Regions from separate parts of the Homo sapiens genome. Here region 2 is linked to region 1. A link is an interaction called in ENCODE POLR2A ChIA-PET data of the cell type or tissue named here. Cell type or tissue: IMR-90. All regions are shown on one strand. Each heading gives the region's core, and the rest is flanking DNA. Links, peaks and the distances in the headings are about the cores only. Region 1 overlaps SLC38A2 (solute carrier family 38 member 2). Region 2 overlaps SLC38A4-AS1 (SLC38A4 antisense RNA 1).

Region 1 (6,584 bases), core at 818-5,817:
AAGCAGTCTTTTTCCTAAATATCACCACCAGGATTCTGGTTCTAGGAACCACATCATTTGTGGTTAGCACATCATTCTCTGTCACCAACTGGTACTACACTTTAGAGTAGATACATAATAGTAAACACCATGAAGAGACGGCCTCCCTGAGAGCTTCGCTCTGAAGATGGTCAGTCTCATTCAACTAAACAGCCCTTCCTTCTCTTTTATATATTCAATGCCCATTTAAGTGCCTGTCACACAGTAGGCAGTCCAGTGAAAACTGGTTGAACAAATGTTGAAAGCTGAGTATCTCATCTAGTCTTCATCCCTATTCCTATCTCCAAAGTATCTAATAACTTTATTGCAATTAATTTAAGTGTTCATTAGATGGCAAACTATCTTTCCCCTTCCCTCTGCAATCTTCCATCTGTGAAGTATACCATTACAGAAATGTTTGCTGGAAACTTAAAAGTGAAACCATAACAAATAACAGCTATGAGAATAAAATTAAAATCAGTTGGGGAAATTTATGATATTATTACTGTTTCTATGGTTATAATCTTTCACTCACCCCAATCTTTTGTACAGATTTCATAGGTTCTTTCTTCACCAACTTGATATAGAAGGCAGAAGGAAGAATAAAAATCAACATAGAAGCTGCAGATGCACCTGTAAAACAACATTTATGTTTCTTGAGGATTCAATGAACCACTCGTCATTCATTCTTTAAATCTTAAAATCCCTGATGTTTGAATCCACTTGGATACTTTCTAAAACTTACCAATAAAACCAAAGATATCCCTAATAGTTGGGACAAAGATGACAAGTAAATTGGTAAATGCCAAGATAGACACTGTAATGAGACTATGACGCCACCAACTGAAATCTTTTGATGCACACAACAAGTGAGTTACAGAACTCCGGATCTGCAAAAAAAATAAATAAAATGTATTTTAAAAATAGCAGCAATATAAAATTTAAAAATCCAGCTTCAATGAATGAAAAGAATGCCCAAGTAACAAGGAATCTATCCAAAATAGTAACTATTTCTAAATAAAACTGTGCCTCTTTCTCTGCTGTTTCCTGAACATCTGAACACTTAAAGATCATTTTATATCTTATGGTGAAAAAAATGTCCCCAGGGTATTTTGAAAATATACACTGTATTTTTAAAAAGCCCCTTCAAAACCACCACCAACTTAGTATTGTTCTACTGGTGTTTCCCTTCTTCCAGAAGATGAAAATCTCACCAATATTCACATGTCTAAAAACTCCTTCCTACTGAAAGCAGAGCAAGTGATTACTTACTGGGAAAATAACTACTGGTACTGTCAGGGTCACAGCCATTAACACAGCCAGACGGACAATGAGAAGAAGAATATCAGTTCCCAAGATAGAAGAGTAGGTATGAAGCAATTCTGACTCAACATGTTCTACAGGGAAAGACCAAAAAAACTTTGATTGGCTGTTTTCATTGGACACCAAGTAGAAAATTTAACAGCAAAATGTGCACCAGTTATTTAGCTACTCACAAAACGACTATAAACTAAGAGGCTAATAAGATTTGTTTGGAATTATAGTTAATGCAATTAAAGTAACATTGAAGGAAAATTTTTCTAAATACCACAGAGATTTAGCCACATGACTCCCATTAAAAACAACAGGAGTTAAGCAGCTAAATCTCCTGGCTTGGCTTGCAATTTGTGTTTGTGTTACATAGTCTGAAGGTGATGGGAGAGGAGACAGGCAATATGAACTCAGAGGCTGGCATATCATACAAATATGCCATCAAATGATTAATGATATTTTCAAACCTGGATTCTAGAAATTACTGATTAAATACACTACAGAAAATTCTAAGCTCTAAATTTAATTTCTCATCACAAATATGAAATATATTAAAACAGACTATTTTTAAAGTGATGGAACTACACATAGAAAACTAGCAGCTTCATTTCAATAAGCGTTTTTTTTTGTTTTTGTTTTTGTTTTGGTAAAGGAGGCGTTACTTACCGTAAAATGTTAGGTATCCAAAGAGGGCGGCAAGCAGATACATGAGAAACATAGCAAAAAATGAAATCTTGGACACATTCATCATTCTTCTACGGCTGCGGCTATGTAATTCAAGAGAAAATTCAAATATATATTTCAGCAGCAGTTACAGCAATTGTCTAATATTTTCTCAAATTTATGTAAAAATGAAATACTCACTCTTTCAGTTCTTCATAGATGGGAAGAACAGCAGGATGACAGACAAATGAAAAGATCAGAATTGGCACAGCATAGACAGTCTGAAAGAAAACGTAAAAATCTACTTAATCTGATGTAACGAACTCATGCTGTCACATTTCCGCAGCATATATTTTATGTAAACAATCTTAGAATCAAAGCCTAAGTTTCCTTTGTGTAATTAGCTTCCATTCTTCTAATCTGTTCATGAAGTATGATCAATATCCTCACTTCTGAATGTGTCAATTATTAGCACCATATGATTATCTCAATTCTCAATCTATTTTCAGATGTAAACCAAAACTTTCTTCACAGTCCTCAATAATTAGCTAATCACATGTTTTCTATAAAGCACCTATTATCCTCCTCCCTTTACCCTGGGAGTGAATAGCTTCCCTCTTTTCTTCCCTAAACTCTTCTTTTGAGAAAATAAGCATATTTAGTTACCTGTGAGTTGAAAATAAAATAGTGAGGTCTGCAAGAGTCATTTTCAGTCACGTTATGTGACAAAGCAGGTACAAGAGCTGTTGGCTGTGTTAAGGTGGTGTTTATTGTTTCGTTAATTATCAAAGCAGCTTCCACAGGACACGGAACCTGAAATTTCTTGCAAATGACCTAAAAATATATTATTTTGCATGTGTTAAACTAAGTGACATGGCAGGGCTTATAAAAAATTTTTTCTAAAAAAAAAATCATACCCACCACAATCAGAAAGAACACCATACACAACAAGGAAAGGCCACTGGTATATCCCAAATATCCTATAAGGAGGGGTGGCAGGAATCAGTATTAGTTTAATGAAACAGATTTAAGGCAAATATCTTTTTCCCACTGAATAACTCAATTCTGCTGGGAAGACTTTAGGCACTAAAGTATGTGTATAGCACTAAATTTCTAATTCTTATGATACTAAATTATAGATTTATTTAAATATACTTGTCATAACCCAAGCTAATAAAAACTATCATTTGCATTATTTCTTACAAAGCACAACATATAGTGTCAATTAAATATTTTGGCTCCTAAATTTTGCATGCTGTAAGTCCCAAAGATATACCTTTCTACTTTCTAGGGCTTTTTCATTCTGATTAATTTCTATTCAGAGAAAGCCCAACTAACTGGTGAGAGGCTCATTTCAATTCTCTTTAGAGATGAGTTTGCTCACCTAAATTTCTAAACAGCGACAAAGGAAGAATGACCACCAATGACACCAACAGAACCAAATAGTTCCCGTTCAGATACCACAATCTAAAGAAAACAGAAACAAGGTCAAAACAGTCACAAATATCCTCTGAAAAATATACACATCTTCTAACAGGACTCATTTCATAGGAATACCATGAAAACAAACACACAAAAAAGACATGTTTGGAAAAAGTTTCCCCTGTTCAAGATAGGAATAACTTTTTAATTTTGTGTGCTAGATGAACATTTACTCAGGTTAGAAGTCGGGTATAAAACAGTGTAACTTTTGTCCCACTACTTGCTCTGGGAAGGCTGCCAGCTGATTCATAACACAAAATGCTTCTCAAAGACTTGATACTAATGCAGGGAACAAAGCTTGTTTGTTAAGCCAGTAATCTTATCTTTAAGCACTTTCAGAAAAATTGTACACCAACTTTGGTACAGCTTTAGCATGTAATTTCTAATGCTGGAAACTAAAAAATTTTAAAACAAGTTTTTTTCCAGATGCGTTAGCAAATATTATTAAATATTTCAATGAGGAAACGTTTTCATAAAATGCACAGGCAAACTGCCCCCCCCATAAAAAAAATTATAAAACTCAGTCCCCCAAACCAGGACTTATTCCAGGTTATCAGAGTATGTTGTGACATCTTGACCCACCTTTAACTCCAAAGACAGCCAAAAATATCCCTTTTGAACTTTAGAAAACATTATGTATATCCTCTAAGCCTTTTTCTTTTTAGGTAAATCATGAATTGCACTGTCTTCTAAATCACTATTTTCAAATTCTAATTGCCTCATGAATTCTGTTCACTTCAGCAGTAAGCACTCTGCAGAACACCAACACTTAAAGATCAGCTTAAAAAATTAAATTTCTAAAGCCACATCTGAGATAACAGCACTTCTCTATTTTGACGTAATGAGCTGCACATAGGGTGGGAAGTAAATTATCCTTCCCCATGTTTACTTTAGATAAATACCTGTGAGTTCACTGGGATGAGTAACTTTGCTAGAAGAAAATGGTTTCTATAGCATGCCCAAACATTTTCTGGCACATGTTGAGTATCCCTTATTCAAAATGCTTGGGACCGAAGTGTTTTGGACTTTGGAGTACCTGCACATACATATTTGAAGTATCTTGGAGATGGCACTGAAGTCTAAACACAAAATTCACTTATGTTTCCTATACACCTTCTTAAACCCATAGCCTAAAGGTGATTTTATACAGTATTTTAATTAATTTTGCACACCTGTCACGAGATCAGGTGTGGATTTTCCACTTGTAGTGTCATGTTGGCACTCAAAAAGTTTTGGATTTCAGATTAGGGATGTCCAGCCTGTATTTTGCATTGAACAGATTAAGTCTTAAGAATTCCAAACTTACAAAAATAAGACGGATTAATTTTTAATGTAATTCAAAGCTTCAGTCCTCACTTAGGATATATATTAAAAACACCTATAACTTCTTTAAGTATGAACATAAAGACAGAAAGCAAGTTCTAGAAAACCTGTTTTAGAAATTAAGATATCCAAAATTGTAGGGCTAGCTACTATCTTTCGGCCTTTCCTTCTCCAAAGTTCGAATCAGTTTACGGGGATGGGGGGCCTTCTTGGTCAGTTTCAAAAGGAACATTTATGGATAATTAACTAATCATTTTGTATACAACTTTGATAAAAATGTATCTAACCACTTTTGACTATAATTGTTTCTTATGAGTAACCTTACTTAGCACCTACCCAGTTTTATCTTCAATGTTCGTTAATGCCTGGATCACCAAAGGCAACTCATATTTCACTATGAAGAGGTAGCTTGACATAGCTGGAGGAAAACAAAATTATACCATTACAAGTGCAAAACGCGGCACGTGACACTAAAACGCATGTGTCACCATTCTGTGCTCCACAATGAGCATAAAGTCTACCCAAATAATCTTTTGAAAAATTCTTACCTCCAATGTTCTGCATTGTAATTGATCCAGATGCTGCAAGCTTTCCAACTAATCCAAATGCCTTATATCCCAATTGTTCATATAATAAAGACCCTACAATTTGAAGACAGAAGCATGAAGCCAAGGATTTTAAAAGAGAAATAAAATGATAGGTATACATTGTTTTAGAAAAATCAAGAATGCTATCATACCTCCTTCATTGGCAGTCTTCAAAAGGAGATGAACAGAATACAGGGAAAATATTGACACAAATGTCAAGAGAATTCTGGTGAGAGAAGGAAAAGGCATAGGGTTATAAATAAGCATGGCTATATTTAAAGACAACTCTTTCTGGATGTTTAAATAACATTATGTGTGCAACTTGTCCTATTTGTGTCAAAATGCCCTGAAGAACTGGCATTTCCTCTCCTACTAACTGGAATGGCAACACTGTCTCTTGGCTGGCAGTAAAAACTTGCATCATTTCTCAGGTGATAGTTCTACAGCATTGGTTAGGAACAAGGATGTCTACCCACTGAGCCAAACATAGCATGAGACACTGGAAAGCTCAACTTCCCAGTGATGGAGTTTGAAACTTGTATTTTGATTCTGGCACCACAATAATGAGCTGTATGCTTGCCACCTTTCTGCATTTCAGTAGTTCCCCTTATCTGTAAAATATTAGTAATATCCGCCACTAAACCCAGCCCACAAGGTTCTTGGGAAATTCAACTGAGACACGTTCAGGAAAGGTTTTAAGACCACATGGACCGTATACACAAAAACAGGAATGACAGGCCAGGTGCAGTGGCTCATGCCTGTAATCCCAGCACTCTAGGAGGCTGGGGCAGGATGACTGCTTGAGGCCAGGAGTTCGAGATCAGCTTGGACAACATAACATAGGGAAGCCACATCTCTACCGAAGGAAAAACAAAAAGCCAGCTGTGGTGGTGTACACCTATAGTCTCAGCTACTCAGGCTGAGGTGGGGGTATCACTTGAGCCCAGCAGTTTGCCACTGCACTCAGCCTGGAGGACAAAATGAAATACTGTCTTTTTAAAAAAAAAAGAAAGAAAAGGAAAAGAATGGTAAGGGGGAAATGACACTAACATGATACTAACATTTTAAGAGGCACTACAAGCTTTACTAACAACTGGGCACAAATCAGAGAACTAACCATTGTGATGACATACTACATTGCACCCCATGGCAAGGAATACAGGCCCACTATTGTCACAGTTAAACAATGTCTGTGCTAGA
Region 2 (6,584 bases), core at 743-5,742, 160 kb after region 1:
GACATCCAGGGAAGTAAAGTGGCCTGTCCAATGTCACACGGATTATCAGTGAGAGAGCTAGGACTCCAATTGAACTTTTCTTAGTGCAAGATATGAATTTCGCCCACAATATGACTATAAAGCTCTCTTTCTCAGGAGAGGAATGGTGGAGAACCACGTCTTCCTTCCTCGAGTGCCCTTCCTCCCTAACTTACACTGGAGTGGTCTTATCAGAACTCTCTTTCACTGGTTCCTGATCTTCCCTGGCCTTCCACGTGCAGGTATCATTTAAGGCAGTGGGGCTCAAAGCTCATTAATTGTCACAATTCCCCTGGTGAACTTTAATACCTCTCCCAAACCCTCTTCACCTCTAATAATGGCAGAATCCTGGTCCCAACCCCTTCTTGACTTTGGCTAATATTTTGACCCTGTTGCAGGTCAGGATCTCCAGAAGGCAGACTCTGAGACATAGTTAGGACTGCAATAGGTTTATTGAGAAGTGATTGCGGTGAAAGAAAAAGAGCAGGATTGGGCACAGGAGCCATCAAATGGCATGCAGATCTGATAAAGTTCCTGCCAGTCCAGTGAAGAGTCCTGTAGCAGAGAGCCTGTTAGAGGAGCACTCATTGGGTGTAAATGGCCAGGTCCTGTACTACTGCCTTGCTCAGTTACTGTCTGGGCAAGAGTGTGACCTTGAGAAGAGTGTGACCTTGGCTTGCAAGCTGAAGAGGCTAACAGCTGGAGGTTGTCTGTTCCCCACAGCCCTGACAGATGGGCAGTGACTCTTCTCTTAAAAGCAGGTCTGAGCTGTACCTCTCCATCCATGCCACAGACGTCTTTTAGTACATTGATTAGTGTTGGTTAATTGTTTTATGTTTTTAGGTCTTACTCAGTAACTACAGTAAAACCTTAAGAGTCAGGACCATTAAAAAAACTCATTCTGCAAAGCAGCGCAGTAGATTTCCTATTAGGTTATAGGTTGAATAGGAGAAAAAAAATAATTGAGTGCCTCTGGAAAAAAAAAGATGTTGATCTTCAAAACATCCACAGAAGAGAGATAAATATTACCTCTCTTGGTAACTTGACATGTTGCAACTAAGAACAAATGATACACATGAGCTTTATTTAAAATTTAGTTAAGCTTCAGGCTTTTTGGTCTGTTAGATGGCAAATATTTAATGCACTAGTGGAAACAAATTCTTAAGGTTTATACTTTGGAAGATGAATAGGTCTAAGTCAGTCACAACTCTCAGATTTAGATTTGATTGACTAACAGGTACAACCTTGCAAAAGAAGCTGGCTGTGTTCTTGGGTGATGGGCTGGTCGTGATGCAGGTTACCAGCCCTTAGGCTTTTCTTTGTTTCCATGAGGGCTGCCACAGAACTGGCCCTAAACACTTCTGTAGCACTCTCAAGCTCAGGGAATGAATTCAGGGTCTGATGAGTGCCATCAGAAATACATCTTGCAGGAAGAGATAGTAATTGGAATAGTTGTGAATCTAGCCAGATACTTTGTATCATCCTTGTGCAGTATTACCACATGTTAGATCTTCCTGTCGTTATTTAGAAGTAACAGCTAAAGCAATCATTCCTACACACTTCATTTTGACAGTGCAAAAGCTTTAAAATATGTTTCCCTGATGGCAAAATATGCTTGATAACCAGAGAGAACTATCCTTTAAAAAGCAGTTTTTAGTGCACAAACAGCTGTCTTCCATTTTTGGCATACAAAGGGAACAACTAAAATGACTAATCTCACTAAGTATTACAATAAAAGTGCTGACAAAACCTTAACTATATACTTCACATCTTTAGTAGCCCTGTAATTACAGCTCCAGTTTAAAAAAAAAAAACAACAAAACAAAACCACAACAACTTCTAGAGCACATTTAATTGCTATTTGCACTTATCATTGTCTTTCTTCCCATAGGAGGGTTATACACTGACCCCCAATATCAGTCATTTATCTGTCCCGGAAAGGTAAATGTGTTATTGAATACGACATCTTTTTTTAATGTCATTTCTATTATCCTAGCAGATACTCTGGAGGATAACTAATAGTGCTTGATCAGAATTGGGGCTTGGACAACTTAGTAAATATCATGCTGCCATCTATACTTTATTAACTGTCAACCTGCATTGATTTTTATCTTTTCCTGTACAAATAAGTTTTGTGAATTGTGTATCAGTGAAGCAGAAGCCTAACAATAATCTCCAGGACATTATATTTAGAAAATGTTCATTTAAAAATATGTTTAGGGTTACCAAGGGATAAATAAAGGAGATTTTTTTTTTAAATCAAGTTTACCTCTGTATTACTTAATATATTTAGGAATTGTTCCTCAAAAAATCATCAGGGCTGTAGGTAAGTTTGCAGTCACATCTGCCTTTCCTAACATGTTTTCTTTTTTTCTTTTCTTGCTTTCTTTCTTGCTTTTTTTTTTTTTTTTTTTTTTTAGGTGGAGTATGTTGCCCAGGCTGGAGTGCAGTGGCGTGATCTCTGCTCACTGCAACTTCTGCCTCCCAGGTTCAAGTGATTCTCGTGCCTCAGCCTCCTGAGTAGCTGAGATTACAGGAGCATGCCACAGTGTCCAGCTAATTTTTGTATTTTTAGTAGAGAGGGGGTTTCACCATGTTGGCCAGGCTGGTCTTGAACTCCTGACCTCAGGTAATCCGCTTGCCTCGGCCTCCCAAAGTGTTGGGATTACAGGCGTGAGCCACCGCGCCTGGCTTCCTAACATGTTTTCATTTTCACATTTCCTCTTGGAATCCTGTAATGAGCTGGAGATGGGAAAAGGGATTTATGCTTCTGATCTTTTTTGAGACCCACTGGTGGGAGAGTAGGTGTTGTGACCAGTGTCTGTGGTGGCCTCTATAATTCTTAGTCCCACCTTGGACATCCTTGTTGGTTTACGGCATTAGGATGTTGGCCCCTCCCAGGAGGGCCTGTGGAGCCTATAGCCACATTCCTGCAGGTTGCAGCTGCAATGCTTAATCCTGCCAGTCTGACTGTACAAAGGACAACATCCTAAGGATAGTTAGGAGCACAGAGTCAGATGCTGGGTCTCCCACTTAGAAAGTGCATGACCTTGGGCAATTTTGCATAGCTTTTCTAATTCTTAGTTTTCTTACATGTATAACAGGGATACTACTACTACATCGCTATGAGAAAAAATGAGATAATATGTATGAAGCTCTTAGCACACTGCCTGGCATAATGAAAGCATTCAGAAAGTGATGGCTATATTTATTATTTTGACTAACAGGAGACTCAGACTACAATGCAGCACGTCCGGAAAAATGTTTAGACACAGGAAGCTATTCTGGAGAAACTGCTTACATTAAGATTCTTTTGACTGTAAAGAAACGAAACCTTGTTTGAACTAGCTTCCGCCAGAAGGAGACTGAATGAAAGTCATAGGGCAAAGATGAAAGGTAGAGTAAGCCTCACAGGGTGGGGCTGGGAGCTAGAAGGCACAGCTGGGCTACTCTATCTTTTCATATCATCGTGGCCTTCCCATCTCTGCCTCTGTCTATGCTTCTGTTCCCTCCCGCCCCGTCTTGACCAAATTCCTCTGCTTACTCACCTTGCGTATGACTCCAGTGGCCTTCCCGACAGCACTGATAGCAACTGGCTTGTGTGTGTCTTGATACACAATTTGTGAGGGTCTGATTGGCCCAGCTCATCTGTTTGAGCTGGACCACATGAGTCATAAGCCACTGTCTAGCTAACGGATTGAGTTCTCTTTGGTCAGTTGTTCATCATGATCCAGTCATGGCCCATGCAGTTAAGATCATATGGGAGGATAGAGCTGCCTCTTTCAGACCAGTGGGCAGAGCAGGTTTTCTTGAAAAGATTAGGAATATCTAGTACAGTTTTCCTGAGAGACTTGACCACCCTGCTGCTGGCAGTTTTGGTGATTTAGTCCTAATGACAAGGACCCAATTATGGAGAAGTAGAGAAGTCCTAAAAACTGGTGGTGTCTCTACTTGTCTCCCCAAATGTGGCTGCTGTCAAGGTAATTGCTCAGTGAAGAAGTGTTTCTCCATCTGTGCCTTTCAGGGCAGAAGGTCAGAATGGGAAGGACTATGCCAGATTTTTCCAAGCATAGGAAAGAGCAAGTAAAGAGACTGGGGATGGAGATGGGAGGAGGCTAGGGGTAGGAGATAGTTCATGTGGGTAAGGATGCTAAATCAGTGTGGCTAGCTTGTTGAGGAACTGTGACTCCTCAGGGAGGTCAGAGAAAAGCAGGCGTGGGAAGTCCTTTAGGCTCAGGGAAGTGGCTGACCCAAGAGGGGGAATACATTCTAAATTCCTCTGGCACAGAGCCCCAGGGGCCTGGTGTTTCTCTCTGTTCTGACAAGGGAGGTGGCTGTTTGCCTGGCGGAGCTGCTCACTGCAAGCTGCAGCTGTGCCTCATTCTCCCATGTGACATTGAGTTCTCTGGAGAGCTGGACCAGGGCAGCTGGAACAGGTTAGTAAAGACAAGGATTCCCCAGATGTGTAAATCCTAAACCAGACAAGGAGTTCTTCATGTTCTCCCCAAGGAGGAATGGTTTGGAGTCACTGACTACAGTTAAAATGCAAAAGAAGGTCTGTTGCTGTGGAGATATCTGGAATAGGGCCTAGCCCTTGAAGTAATTGATAAACACCTGAAGTCCTCGCTCCTGGTCTTGCCCAAAAGTCTTCACATTTTCACTTTGGTTGGGGGAGGTGGTAGCTTGATTATGACAAAGTCTCCTGGTCTCATTTAGTTGCCTTTTAGCAAATAATGTGACCCATTGTGCCAAGTGGATGGGAAGGGAGCTTCTCTTATTCCCTGGGCAGTAACCAAATGGTCTTAGACAAGAGAACCAGCAATTCAGGTTTTGGATCAGTGCTTTTGTGCCCCTTACAGAGAAGGGAGAGGGTGATGGACAGCAACATGGCGAGGAGGGGAAGTCCACAGAAAGCAGTCGCCAGCAGATTGAAGCAATGATAATTAAAGTAACAACAATAAGAGGTACCATTTATTTAGCACCTACCATTAGGCCTTTGCACACATTTATTTCTCCACAAGCCCTGCAAATTAGCTATTAAAATATCTGTTGTACAGATGAAGGAACTTAAAGTGATTAAATAACTTGCCCAAATCCAGACAGTGGCTAAATTGGAGTCTGAGACTCAGTCTATCTGACACCAATGTCCATGGAAGTTCTGCTACCATTCGCTGATTCTCCAGATTGAGATGCTAAAAATAATAAAGAGGATACAAACAATTAAAAAATGAAAGAAGTTTCACTTAGAGGTCTGGATGAGAGAAAGAAAGAAGACGAGACACTAAGCCAGAATGGGAAGAGAGAGGCACAGGAAGGGCAGCCATGGTCCGGGATTTGAGGATAGCATAGATTCACTGAAAAGTTCAGGTCGTCTGGGTTGTCTGGGCATGTGGGTTTAGGACCCCTTTGCTAGGGAAAAGAATAAAGCTCAGTTGGAGGGTGCCAAGAAAAGGTGGAAAATAAATCCATATACTTTTCCCAGGATTGTCTACATTCCAGAAAAGTTGAAAAGGAGTGTTCTTTAGAGTCCAAGAAGAAAAATCAGCAAGAAGAAAAATGCCTTTGGGCATTTTTTTTTTTCAAAACTAAAAAGCAATGTATTTATCTTTGCCAGCATTCAAGTAACTAGAAGTATTCTGGATGGGGCCACATTTCAAAAAGCTCTGAGTAGGCGCACAGGTGCAATGCCAAATGCAACAGCTGAGAGGCCACCTCCCCACCCCGCTGGCCCTACCCCCTGCTCTGTCCCCTCCAGAGTAGCAATGCTAACAGCTGACCTACCGAAACATGCAAATCTAATGTTACATGACAGGGACTAATCCATGTGTGAACTTCTGAAAAGTGAACTCTTCTCTTTTGGGCACTTCAGATTTTCATTGGAAAAATCATATTGTGTTGAGAAAAATTTCTAGAGACATCTTTGTGTTCTGCTAATTAAGTAGAAAAGTCCTAAATTTCTCTATTTGTCAATCTTTATGAAGGTTTCCCCAGAATATAAGTCTCTCCATTGGGAATACAATAAGTGAGGAGAGCTCAGGGACTGAAGTTTTCATCATAAAGAGTGATGTCTTACTACAAAGAGTGTCAGCAAAATCTTAAAACACGTTGGTTTATTTTTAATGGCAAGACAGTCTCTATATATGATCATGACGCCTCCAACTGTATGAATTGCTACACAATGTGCCATGTTCCTTTGTGACTCCAGGGATGAGCTTATTGAGACATGGAGCAGTGTACAATGTGAGGCACATCATTTTCTAAACTGTATTCTGTAAAAACTACTCCCAAGATAAGTTCTTTGAAAAGAGGGTATCATAGTTAAATCAAATTGAGAATTGCTGCATATAAAAAGATAATCTCTTGCAGGTTCATGATATGCCCTCTTTTCCACAGAGCCTAGACCAGGTCTCAGAATTCTTTCAACGTAGTGCTCTAGTAAGCTCTACTAATTGACTGGTTTTGGTAGAGGAATGGAAACTACTTACCGTCCTTTTTCTACTCTGGCCTAGTAAGTTTAGAAGCACTTAAAAATTGAATGAGGGCAAAATCAGGGGCTGCTCTGTGGC

What was found. Peaks named below come from ENCODE experiments on the same cell type or tissue, not always from the same donor. Only the 100,000 strongest peaks of a DNase experiment are listed, where the experiment ranks them.
Region 2: POLR2A ChIA-PET joins it to region 1 with 15 read pairs; 14 of 35 experiments call an interaction of 5 or more read pairs at or near these places.

Annotation. Positions count from the first base shown.
Region 1 is chr12:46,361,731-46,368,314 of GRCh38, forward strand. SLC38A2 (solute carrier family 38 member 2) reads right to left here. Exons shown (of 16, transcript NM_018976.5): 5 at 5,537-5,610; 6 at 5,346-5,438; 7 at 5,134-5,215; 8 at 3,377-3,459; 9 at 2,914-2,972; 10 at 2,659-2,826; 11 at 2,194-2,273; 12 at 1,996-2,096; 13 at 1,291-1,415; 14 at 764-908; 15 at 554-651. Among named protein-coding and RNA genes, the nearest start is that of SLC38A2, 7.8 kb to the right of the region's middle. In IMR-90, for the core only: no CTCF peak of the experiment used is centred there; a DNase peak (open chromatin) is centred at 3,731; H3K4me3 peaks cover 579 bases.
Region 2 is chr12:46,520,690-46,527,273 of GRCh38, forward strand. The region is part of intron 3 of SLC38A4-AS1 (SLC38A4 antisense RNA 1); the gene reads left to right. Among named protein-coding and RNA genes, the nearest start is that of SLC38A4-AS1, 140 kb to the left of the region's middle. In IMR-90, for the core only: no CTCF peak of the experiment used is centred there; DNase peaks (open chromatin) are centred at 3,662 and 4,332; H3K4me3 peaks cover 1,087 bases; H3K27ac peaks cover 3,981 bases.